3 separate regions of the Homo sapiens genome follow, and regions 2 and 3 are each linked to region 1. Evidence: read pairs that join two places in POLR2A ChIA-PET (ENCODE). Cell type or tissue: GM12878. All regions are shown on one strand. Each heading gives the region's core, and the rest is flanking DNA. Links, peaks and the distances in the headings are about the cores only.

What was found. ChIA-PET counts read pairs that join two places held together with the same protein. Peaks named below come from ENCODE experiments on the same cell type or tissue, not always from the same donor. Only the 100,000 strongest peaks of a DNase experiment are listed, where the experiment ranks them.
Region 2: POLR2A ChIA-PET joins it to region 1 with 5 read pairs; 3 of 35 experiments call an interaction of 5 or more read pairs at or near these places.
Region 3: POLR2A ChIA-PET joins it to region 1 with 6 read pairs; 2 of 35 experiments call an interaction of 5 or more read pairs at or near these places.

What each region holds. Positions count from the first base shown.
Region 1 is chr17:48,304,388-48,310,995 of GRCh38, forward strand. All of the region lies in intron 4 of SKAP1 (src kinase associated phosphoprotein 1), which reads right to left. It overlaps SKAP1-AS2 (SKAP1 antisense RNA 2), which reads left to right. Exons shown (of 2, transcript NR_131240.1): 2 at 2,944-3,442. Among named protein-coding and RNA genes, the nearest start is that of SKAP1-AS2, 13 kb to the left of the region's middle. In GM12878, for the core only: a CTCF peak has its summit at 3,612 (motif pointing right); a DNase peak (open chromatin) is centred at 3,634.
Region 2 is chr17:48,515,760-48,519,080 of GRCh38, forward strand. No RefSeq gene overlaps it. Among named protein-coding and RNA genes, the nearest start is that of HOXB1, 14 kb to the right of the region's middle. RefSeq lists an enhancer at 769-1,279. In GM12878, for the core only: no CTCF peak of the experiment used is centred there; a DNase peak (open chromatin) is centred at 1,938; H3K27ac peaks cover 550 bases.
Region 3 is chr17:48,438,748-48,441,247 of GRCh38, forward strand. It overlaps a transcript of SKAP1 not described here. Among named protein-coding and RNA genes, the nearest start is that of SKAP1, 9.8 kb to the left of the region's middle. In GM12878, for the core only: no CTCF peak of the experiment used is centred there; DNase peaks (open chromatin) are centred at 949 and 1,439; H3K4me3 peaks cover 544 bases; H3K27ac peaks cover 2,121 bases.

The sequences.
Region 1 (6,608 bases), core at 2,271-4,770:
CAAAGAACAAAAGTGTGGGAGAATGATGGGAAATTCTTAATTTCAGCTGCAGGAGGTGATGTAGAAGTTATAGAAGGTAGTGTAGAATTGTGTAGAAGACAGAGACAAGCTCATCTCCACTTCTAAAAATTAGAGCTAATGGGCTTCTGCTGTATCACGAGAGACTCAGACTAAACATGAGCAACACAACCTGATAGGAACAGCCATTAACATAAAGTGGCTTTTTAAAGGATATAATGAAACATCTTTCTCAAAATATCAACTAAACAGAAGTAATTATTCATCTTTCTGAGATACTTTAGATGTAGTATTTGTTTTCCAAAGACAAGCTATGGGAAGTCTTGTTTTCCAAGGCAGGTTTCAATTCTTTAGTTACACAGTATTGAATTCAAAGTAGTAACCCTACCATTGGAGCTAGGAAGTCATTGAATTAAAAAATTTCTTTAACAAAAAGAATTCCCTTTACTCTGCATTCTCACCAATATCTGTTATCTTTTGTCTTTTTAATAAAATCCATTCTGACTGGGAAAATTTTTTTCTTTAATAGTAGTAATGAACTAGAGACCATCAGGTTCAACTCCTTATTCTGTATATTGAGAGGCAATATAGTATAGTGCAGGGATTGTCAAACTATGACTTGGGCAAAATCTCACCCACACCATTTTTTGTAGGTCTTAGAAGCTTAAAATGATTTTTATATTTCTAAATGGTTGGAGAAAAATCATATCTTGACATGTGAAAATTATATGGAATTCAAGTGTCAGTGTCAAGTTTTTGTTGTTGTTGTTGTTATTTATTTGTTTACTTTTAAAGAGACAGGGTCTCACTTTGTTGACCAGGCTGCTGGAGTGCAGTGGTACAATCATGGCTCACTGCAGCCTCAACCCCCTGTACTCAAGTGATCCTCCCACCTTGGCCTCCCAAAGTGCTGGAATGACAAGTGTGAGCCACTGCACCTGGCCTATAATAAAAGTTTTAATGGAACACAGCCACAATCATCCATCTACGTATTGTCTAAGGCCACTTGCACACTATGATATATTTGCGCATTTGCTGCTCTTGAGACTGTATGGACCACAAAGCCTAAAGTACTTACTATCTGGCCCTTTATAGAAAATGTTTACTGACCTCTGGTCTAGTGGCTGAAGGACGTAAAGTCTAAAGCTAGATTAGCTGGGAGTGATGCTGGAAAAGATGGAGTGCCTCACTTTCCTGTTCCCTGAGTTCCAGTTCTGTCAACTGGGAACAATAATGGTACTTATCTGATAGGGTTGTTGTGAGAATTAAATGAAAGTGTTTAGAACACTAGTGCCTGCTATAAAGTAAGGATTCAGTAAATGTGAGATATTTTTATTATTACACATGAAGAAACTCTGGCCTACAGAGATAAAGTAACTTCACAAGTTCATAGAATTTGCTAGAGGCAGACTGGGAGAATTTCCTGATTCTTGCTTACATTATATTGCCTTTTTTATTTTCAATATGGCCTGACCAAAAAAAAATTGTTGTGGCTTTTTTGTTGCTGTTTTTAAACTACCTCATGGGCTCTCTAAATGAAAACTTTAGTTTCACCAGACTCTTCTCCTATCAATCCTGTTACCTGTAGTTGCCCAAAGACAAGTTGTGGAACATTTGAGATTTTCAAGTTATACATAAAGCTTCTAGAAGTTAAAATTTTCTTTATTCTTTCTAAAACAGGATAATAGAGGCCTCTACAACTCAAATCTGACAAATGTGTTAAAAATTTTTGTTGCTGCAAAACCTTCAGAAACAAATAACTGAAGTATGTATAGAGACCCCAGGATCTGAAAAGATGGCAGATTAGTCCATGAGCATTCAAAGATACTTGTTATTCCCAGTATAACATATCCCATTTTCTCTGGTCATTTTTTTTCTTTATTAACTCTTGTACATTACCAACACAACCCCAGATTTTGCTTATTCTATGAAACCTCCCACACCTAGAATGTCTACTTAGTGGTCCTGGACAACCACCTTTTTCAAGGCTTTGTTCATAAGAGGACTTACTTCATTAAATCCACTCCCAGTTGGTCACTCCATTACGCCACATTTCCTTGTCAGTTGGTACACAATTTTAAACAATTATGCATTTGTCACTGCTGTCTAATTGTTCTCTAGTTTTTCTCTTTCTAAATAATATATCTTGCAACAAAACTGTAATTCCTTATAACCAGTTACACACCTTTTTTAAAAAAAATCACCCATAGTACTTAGTTGAAGTTATTTACCATAGTAGGTATTCAACAAATGCTTCTTGCATTAATAAATGAAGAACCACAAATACATCCTATGAACAGAATTTCAATTTTAGAATGAATCAATAACACCTTTAGACTACCATCAAGATTGTGAAAGTGATAATTTTTGGTACATGAATTTAAAGATCATCTAAATTAAACCAAAAGTGTAAAAGTACCTTCATTAAAATGGAGACTACAACCTATAATAGAGAAATTAACTCTAGATCCCTAATGCTTATTACTCCTTTCGGATACATCATTCCATGACACTGGAAAATATTAGATCTGATAGGGATTTTGCAGGTAGCGGTAAAACCTTATGTAAGTATTTTTTTAATCCACCCACGAAGGATTATGTTGAATTCCCAGACAAGTATAATTTTCATCTGCATGTCTAACATACCTATAGCAACATTACTTAATATATGAGTATGTGAAGTATATTTTATTATAGTAGTAGACAAGCAAACTGAATGTGTCCCAGGAAGGGGTCTTTTCCATTAACTTTTATAAAGGCTTTCATTTCAAAGTTTCATTAACATCTGACAAGCAAGCTGAAAAAGCTTTGCTTAGAGCTTAGGTTAGGGGCAAAATGCATTTTGGTAGAACTATTCCAAGATTACACTGACTGACTGTGCGAGAATATACTAATTTGTTTTGTTTTGTTTTGTTTTGTTTGGAGTGTGGAGAAAAGAGAGAGAAAGGGAGAGAAGAGTCATGGACCCTACTTTATGGTTGCCATGGATGCAAGGTCAGCCTTCCACACTTGGATCTACCAGCAGAGTTCAGACAGGTCAACGTGTGACCGGCTCAGGCCCTGGGGTTAAAAGTTCAAGCAGCTATGGAAAAACCAATATGTCCACGCAGAGTATGCTGTACAATTTATTTCAATTTACATCAAGCCATGCATATAAAATTTAGATAAATTCCATTCAGATCTGATGTTGCCTGACACACAATGTATGCAAACAGATGTCTGTGGGGCTTTTTCTGTGCTTTAGAAAACAACATTAAATTTAAAAATATGTCTCTGGGATTTCTTTATTGAATTACAAAATGAACATAATTTTAACTTAAATGTTTTCATTCTTTTTTCCAATTTTTTTGTGTGGGGGTCTTAATAATTTCTCAGTTCTCAATCTACTCTATGTCATATTAAAGAGGATAATGTATATTTACAACTACAGCTTCAGTGTTATTGTAGTTATAGATTCTATTTATATCCCTTACCACTTTCCGCAAATATTTAGTGATTGATATTTCTGATTTATCTCTGGTTTCTAGCCTCATCTCCATTCCTTTCTACTTTGAACATAGCAAGTCCTGGAGGCTGCTGGGTCGTCTTCCAGCCACAAGGTGGCTCCCCCAATCCCTTCTCTCAAGCCAATCGATGTACACCTTTGCTGAGTTCTCCAGGCGGACTACAATTCAGAGCTAATTATGATCTATAAATGCCATTATTTTCATTGTGAAGTAAATGGCTTATGACCAAGACCCTGGTACACTAAGATACAATGCAAAATTAGTCTTTAAAAATAGGAGAAAGAAAAATACCTTTGTATTTGCCTAATTTCTCTTCACCCATCCTTCCAAAAGTACAACTGAGCTATCCTTAGAGTAAAATAAGAAAAATAATAAAAGGCTCCAGAGGAACCTAATTTTGTTGTCAATGAACATAGTCATAGACTAGACAAGGTCAAATTTTAAGAAAAGTATACAACTTATTCTCACTTAAACTAGACCTACTTTTGGATTTGATATTTTACCACAAGAGAGTTTTGATGAGAAGACTTTGCAAAACTTTCTTAGAAGTCCCACATCATGCCATCATTGAAGAACAGTGATCTCCAATACTGCAAGGCTTTAAAAGGAGTGGAAATATTACATATTTCCTTTTTGTTGCTTAGCAAACATGTTGCATATTTCATAAATGTGATTTTTATAGAAGACATCATAATTTTCTACAGCTGAAATAGGCATAGAAAGACAAATCATTCATCCAATTACATGGAAGGTCTTTCTAAAAGTCTGAGTCCTAATTTCTCACAGTTTTTCATTTTCTGTTCTGGAGAGAAGCTATTTAACCTTTGGGCAAGTTTCGTTTTCCTTATCTGTAAAATGGAGATAAAAATAGGAACTATGCCTCATGGGATTTTTGCCAGGATTAAATGAGTTAATATACATAAAGCACTTACAAAAGTCCTTGTTACATAATAAAAGCCATATAAATGTTTGTTATTATTATTATTGTTTATTTGAGCTCAGTTCCTCCTTGACAAGTACTTCATGACACAATCACTTGAGAAAAATAAACTTTCATAGATTTCATAAAGACCTGAAAAGTATCATTTTTTTTGATACCTGAGAGCTCTGATCGGGGTAACTGACGGTGTATGGGCTTTTTCTTCCTCAAGAACTTTAAAAAATTAGCATTTTCATCCCAATTCATGGTATTACTTTCAATATGACACTAAAAAAAGAAACTGCTGATTTCCAAATCTCAAGCAGGTTTTAGATAACACTTTAAAAAATGCATCATTTTACTAAAGCAAAAAACAACCATAAGTAGTGGTTCTAATAACTTGGTTCCGATATTTGTATTGTAAATATTTTCATGTTACTTTTCCACTATATTAAAAAAAAAGTCTTTAGGAGCTTACTCATGCCAGAATATAACTTTGTTAAGCCTCTTGTTAAACTTAGAACGTATGAGTCCCCTGCTTCTAACATAAATAAATGTTTTGAATTCCCCAGTAAGCATGGCCTTGACAATTCTCAAGTAAATTTTCTAAGGATATAAATAATATCCTTAACTTAAGGTGGCCTGTAATAATTCAACCATGAGCAAAGGCTTATGTGGACACAAAATCCTGCATTCACATAAAACCTTGTTTGTATAAGGAAGGGTCTCTATGCACAGATATAAATATATACATATGTGTTGGTATATATATACATATATGTCCACATATATACTCTCTTGAAACCTCCCATCTATTTGGAAATACATATTCAGAGACCAAGAAAGATAATCAAATCCATTTTCAATAGCCAAGGAGAAGAGTATGACATTTTTAAATACCTGCTATACTGTCATGCAACTCTTTATTCTTTATTATGTCTGTCAGCTACTACTAGGTGCCTAGTAGACAAATGCTAGTTCTAGTCCTGACCATTTATTTCTATTTGGAATAATTTCAAGCCTAACTCTCTAGAACTACTTGAAAATGTTGTCTTGGTATGTTGGCCTTGCACCTTTAATGAGGCTTGGAATAAGGGAAGGTGGAAAGGAATCTTTGGGCAATGACAATTTGGCACCATTTTTGAGGGAAGCCTGTCTTGGTTTTGCCTGCACTTGCACAAATACTACTTCGAAAGACCCTCTTTCCATTCTGAGCAATATGGTTGCATTACCAAAAGCAATATCTTTTATCAGAAGCAGTTTTTGCTGCATGCACCAACTTTCACTATATTCTTAGCAACTCTTTCTTTTATGCCAGTTCCAGACATCAGTTAACAAAACCCTTTAACGAACAGATGTACTGAAGAAATGCATCAATTTGTTATTTGCTACAGTTTGGGGTGTCTGTCCTACGGGTTTTCTAGCCAAAGCCTTATATGTTTCCCAAGAGAAATTTACTTTCATGAGAGAAGAAAATTGAGGCAAATCACTGCTGTTAGACCCTGAAGTCAGAGACACTGGTTTGTTGTCCTTCTGTACATGTGAAGAAAAACTCCACAGTTACAGAAACAATTGTGGTTCCAATTCATCTCTCATTCTCTCCCAATGTGAAAAATTACAAATGAAACTAAATTTCTGTCAATAGAATGTGTATGATTACAGCTGTTCATATTTTCACTCTAATGAAGGGCTGCACATTTAATTGTAAGATTTATTAGAGACTGTACATTGCTATATACATGCAAAACAGTTAATCGACATCTAAAATGCTGGTTGTTTATTCTGACATTAATAATCATATTTCTTAATTTGAAACAAAAAGCATTTGGGGAAAATGTATTTTGTTTCCTCCAAATCGGAAAATAATAATTTCAATGTAAGAAATAAAAAGGCAAGAGAAAAAAATATTGATTTATGTATGTAAGGCAGGGGAACAATTAAAGATGCTTAAAAAAAAAAAGTCCATAATCCCCTATTCTGCTGGAAACAAGAGAGTTGATTGCCAGCTTTGTTTGATTTCACAGAGATCTCATACGAGGCTGGGTTCATAAACAGGTGAAATGATGGAGTTTATTGCAACACACATCAACACTGAAACTAAATAACTGTGTTGCCATCTCAGTCCCACTGAAAGACGGATGGTAAACTTGACCTGCCGCTGGTAC
Region 2 (3,321 bases), core at 821-3,320, 210 kb after region 1:
ATCCCTTGAGATCTCTTGAGCCCAGGAGTTTGAGGCTGCAGTGAGCTATGATGGCATCACTATACCCCAGCACGGGCAACAGAGCTAGACCCTGTTTCTAAAAAAGAAAAGAAAAGAAAAGAGAGAGAGAGGAAAGAAAGAAAGAGAGGAAGAAGGAAGGAAAAAGGAAGGAAGGAAGGAAGGAAAAGGGAGGGAGGAAGGAAGGAAGGAAAGAAGGAAGGGAGGGAGGAAGAGAGAGAAGGAGGGAGGAAAGGAGGGAGGGAGGAAGAGAGAGAAGGAGGGAGGAAAGGAGGGAGGGAGGAAGAGAGAGAAGGAGGGAGGAAGGGAGGGAGGGAGGAATGAAGGAATTACCTGAACAGCAATGGAAAAGAGGAGTGGAAATAGTTAGCTTCCCTAGCCTAGGTCATCTGCACTTCCTTCCCTTGAGATAACAGGGCCTCTCCTTCTCACCTGTCCACATTGTTTCTCTGCACTAATGCTCCTTTCCCTTCTCATAAATTACAGATTCTACTCGGCAAATGTTTGCTTGCCACAAATGGCTGCTGATGTGGCAGCTCCCTTTCTGAGCTTGGAGATTTGTATGGATTAAGGTATCAGTGACTGATGCAGCCCCAGAGCTCAAGTAGATGGACACAATTTGCAAGAGAAAGAGAATTCCTCTCATTTCTCACTCCCAGCCTGCCCCATAGTCCTTCCCTGCCCCGGCTATCCTGCTTATGTCAATAGAAACACAGTGCTAGCTCAAGGGATATAGTATTCTCACTGTATTAGAATTTATCTGATTATACAATATTTTCTATTCAGTTCTGGATACCTCATTTTATAGAATATATTAACTAAGGAAGGAAGAACAGAGTGAGGAAAGATCTGGAAATCAGGTCTCAGGAGGAACAAATGAAGAAATTGAGAATGTATATTGCTCAACAGAGGGAAAGACCTATGGGCACACAGGACAGCTGTCTTCAAATATTTGGAGAGGTAGCGTAGGGAAAAGGAGTTAAGAGTTATTGTGTTGGCTCCAGAGGGCAACAAAGAAGTAGAATCAATGGGTGTAAGTGCCAAGAAGGCAAACTCCCATTCCATATAAAGAACCATTCTATCATTTACAGCAGCCTAACATTATGGGAGTCTTCCTTATAAATAGTGATCTCTGCCAGGCACAGTGGCTCATGCTTATAATCCCAGCACTTTGGGAGGCTGAGGAAGGCAGATCACTTGAGGTCAGGAGTTCGAGACCAGCCTGGCCAACATGAAGAAACCCCGTCTCTACTAAGAAATACAAAAATTAGCCAGGCATGGTGGCGGGTGCCTGTAATCTCAGCTACTTGGGAGGCTGAGGCAGGGAGAATTGCTTGAATCCAGGAGGTGGAGGTTGCAGTGAGCTGAGATTGTACCACTGCACTCCAGCCTGAGTGACAGAGCGAGACTCCGTCTCAAAAAAAAAAAAAAAAAAGAAAACAAACAAAAAACCAAAAACCCACCATCTCAGTCTTCTTGTTTTTTGAGACAGGGTCTCACTCTGTTGCCCAGGCTGGAGTGCAGTGGCGCTATCTTGGCTCACTGCAGACTGCCTCCTGGGCTCAAGCGATCTTCCACATCAGCCTCCTGAGTAGCTACAGGTATGCACTACCATGCCTGGCTAATTTTGTTCATTTTTTTATAGAGACAGTCTCCCTATGTTGCTCAGGCTGGTCTTGAGCTCCTGGGTTCAAGGGGTCCTCCCACCTTGGCTTCCAAAAGTGTTGGGTTTACAGGTGTGAGCCACTGCAACCAGCCTCCAGCTGAGATTTAAAGCCTGCCTCAATTGAAAGGAGAGGATGGAAGAGGGCTCCTCTAGGTTTCCACATGACCCAAGAGAAGAATCTGAGTTATTTCTCAGGGACTGGGCAAACATTTACACTCGTCACCAAAAACAAAACTGAGAATTAAACTTAAAGGTTCTGGGAAGGATAAAAAGAGGGAAGTGGGTATTTTCTTGTTTACTAAGGGAGGAATCCGACTTTGAGAGCAACTCAGCGCCTGCCCAATGCAGAGGTAATACTGAAAAAGAGGTTTATGGTATCTATTAAATTAAATGGAAACCTAAGGCATTGTTTTTGTCTGGAGATTTGTGTACAAGAGGACTAGAGGAAGAAAAAGAATAAAGCAAAATCTGCATTGAATTTTTTTCCAGTCTCCCATATTCCTTTGATTTTGAAAAAAATAAAGAGGTCAGATGTGGCTCATGCCTGTAATCCCAATGCTTTGGGAGGCCAAGGCAGGAGGATCACTTGAGCCCAGGAGTTCAAGACCAGCCTAAGCAACATAGTGAGAGCCCATATCCACAAAAAGTAGAAAAAAATTACTCGGGTGTGGTGGTGCATGCCTGTAGTCCCAGCAACTTGGGAGGCTGAGGCAGGAGGATTAGCTTGAGCCCAGGAGGTCGAGGTTGAGGTTGAGGCTCAAATAGAAACTCCAGAGGGTGGAAGAGAAAGAGACTGTTTTCTCATAATTAACAATACTTGTCTCCCTCGCCAGCTTTCTCTGGTTATGCAGAAACCAGGTCTGCAAAACTGTGTACAAGGTCAGTTTGTTTTCTGACTGAGAACACAAGGAACAATGCTTGTGTTTTCATTTGTTTGCTTGTTTGTTTGATTTTGAGATGGAGTCTTGCTCTGTTGCCCAGGCTGGGGTGCAGTGGTGTGATCTCAGCTCATGGCAACCTCCGCCTCCCAGGTTCAAGCAATTCTCCCTGCCTCAGCCTCCCAAGTAGCTAGGATTACAGGTGTGCACCACCACACCCAGCTAATTTTTGTATTTTTAGTAGAGACAGGGTTTCGCCATGTTGGCCAGGTTGGTCTCGAACTCCTGACTTCAGGTGATCCACCCACATCGGCCTCCCAAAGTACTGGGATTACAAGCATCAGCCACCATGCCTGGCAACAATGCTTGCTTACAGATAGGTCTGCAAATGTGTAAGGGAGGCCAGCAAGTCTGCAGCAATGTGTCCAGGTGTGGATTTCAATGGGTTTTCAATGGGTGTAAAACGTGCGAACTGTGGGTGGGAACCTGCAAGCACTCAGAGTCTTTCAAAGTCATTTTTTGTAATTCCCATTTCCAACATCCAGATTACTGGATTTGAGTGTTCTGAATGGAGACCCCATGCTGGATTCAGGCCTTGCCCCATCCCAGCCCACCTATCCTCCAGGGACGCCTTCCTGCTTTGCTCAGACTCTTTCTAGTCCAGCGTCTCTCCTGCCCTACTCAAGTGTGGGGATTGAAAATTGAGTTTTGGGGCTGGGCACAGTGGCTCATGCCTATAATCCCAGCACTTTGGGAGGC
Region 3 (2,500 bases), core at 1-2,500, 130 kb after region 1:
GCAAAGAACCAATCAGAAAGAAGATCATATCCTAGGAGTCTGTAGTCCCTTTAGTCTGGAGAGCTGCCAGCAGGGCTAAGCTCTACAGAAGGGCTGGGGTTGTGGCAGACGGACACGACTTGGGGAGTGTGTGGGAGGGTTGATGGCCTAGAGATGAGGCTAGTGAGAAAGAAAAAGGGAAAAGAGAGTGAATGAGAAGTTGAATGAAAAGATAAATAAGTGGAGAAATAGAAAACATCATAAAGAAGTCTTCATAGTTTGAAGGATTAGAAACTAAATCAAACAGATCCACTTCATTTCCTGAATTGTAATTTCAGGCTATACCATGTTCTACCTCCAAGGACAATTGAGTAGCTTCAGGGAATGGCTGTAAATTCCTAAAGAAAAGTGCCTTGTGGATCAAGCTGTTCCTATCTGCTGCTGTACTTTTTAGCATCTGCACTTTCAACACAATGACACTTCTTATTGAGTAATATGTGATATTTTGCATCATGAGACTATTGATGCAGAATTTCCTTTTTCAGAGCTCAATATTCCAATCAAAGCCTGTTGCATCACATCACTGAGGCCATCCACTTAATGACAAATTGTAAGATGCATATTGCAGAATATTCATGTTCATTTTATGCTCACAGTGCTTGAAATCTCCTCTAAACAGCCTCTGCTCTCAGCCTATTAAGGTGCCCGTGTTATCTACACTTCATTCAATGGTGTGGAAATAATTGTCTTGAGACGAAAGAAAAAATTGATGGTCACAAGCCAAGTCAGCACTTGTGTTCTTTTCTTACTCTGTTGAATCTGGTGTTATTTACCTCTTCCAACACCTGGGACTCCTGATAAGTCACTCCCATGATAGCTTTTTCCAGGACAGTGCTATGGGGTCTTTAGAATAAGTAGGGATCCTTCATAAGCTATATTGTTATCAGCACAATTCATGCAGCTACCAGATGTGCAAAATAGAAACCACCAAGGGCATTCAGGCAAAGGGGGCTTCCCCAGCTCCATATGGCCACTATGACATGTGCTCATGAGTTGGAGGAGGAATCAGAGAAAAAATGAGATGCACTAAACATGAGGGCCTGTGTTCTTGCGAGAAAATGCTTATATTCTGACAATGTTGGGGCCCTTTTTTACTGCCCTTCATCTGCTATCCCAGCACCTGCACCCTATAGCCTGACTCCCTACAAACCTGGCTCTACTAAAAAGACCTTCCTGTTAGAGACAGGTGGGCCCTTTTCTTCATCTCTTCCCCTTCCTCTTATCTCTGGGACGAAGCACCAGGACGCGGGCTGGTGGAGGAGAGCAATTGCCCCTGGCAGCTGATAGTTCAGCAATGCGGCCTGCGACTTTGCCTTTAAATATCAACCACATGCACAGAAAACACCCTGGCAGCCTGAGAGGTTTCCATGGTGACAGAATGCAGGCCATGACCTCTGTAAATGTAATCAGAGCACTGGGATTGGTGTGCAAGACAGGTTTAATTTCTCCTGCAATGGAAGCTCTGTGGTCCTGGCCCTACATAGGCTTCATACGTTGACAGACAACCTGTTTATCTCCACCAGGGCAGCTCTACATATGGCAGTTCCCTCTGCCCCAGAGCTGCTTCCTCTACTGTCTGAGCAGGCTGCAGGATGTAGAAGGTCACTGAGGACTGGGACAACAGTCATATCAATATCTGGCATCCTTGCGCAGTGTCCTTGGGAGGTGAGACTGTCCCTTATACAAAGAGCAGCTGTGGCGTAAGGGTCTGACCAAGGACTCAGAAGATTGGCCAAGGTTTTCATCCCTGCTGTGCCACCAACCTTGTGACCTAGGGCAAGTCATTTAACCTCCAACTTTCAACATCTTCACTCCAAGGAGAAAATGCCTGGGAAAGGGAAGGCCAAGGGCTTCCAAAGTCCGCAATTTAAGATGGTACCCAATAATGGTTAATGTGAGGATCCTCCCACCCTCAGTGGACTCATACCCCAAGAAATGAATGCTAGTCACTGGTGTCAGTGCTGCCAGTGGTGAGGGGAAGGCTCACTGTGGGAGAGGCTCAGCAGGACTTCCCCACCTCTATCCTGAATTGGAACAAAACCAGGATGCATTTTTTCTAAGCCAGCCCAGAGTAGTAGACTAGAGTTTTGCACTAAACTGACAGGAAACAGACAGAGGCTCAGAGGGAAATGTAGCTGCATCAAAGGAGGACCCCACAGCCTCTTTCCTTAAACTCCATGCAACCTCAGCAAAGAGTTTCTTTGGTCACTTGGATGCTAGCACCCCGATTCCATTTCTAATTCACATGAGATGCTGGCCGACTTCAGTTGCCAGTTATCCTGCTTCTCTGATTCTTTCACTTTTCCAGTATAGTGTTCTAAAAAACAAAAACAAAAACCAAACAAACAAACAAAAAAAGATTTGGACTAAGATGAGATTCATAGGGTTGCATGAAACATTTTTCTTCCCAGAGGGAGCTGGTCCATAAGATTCCCCTTGCAGAATGAGATTCAACAAGGAA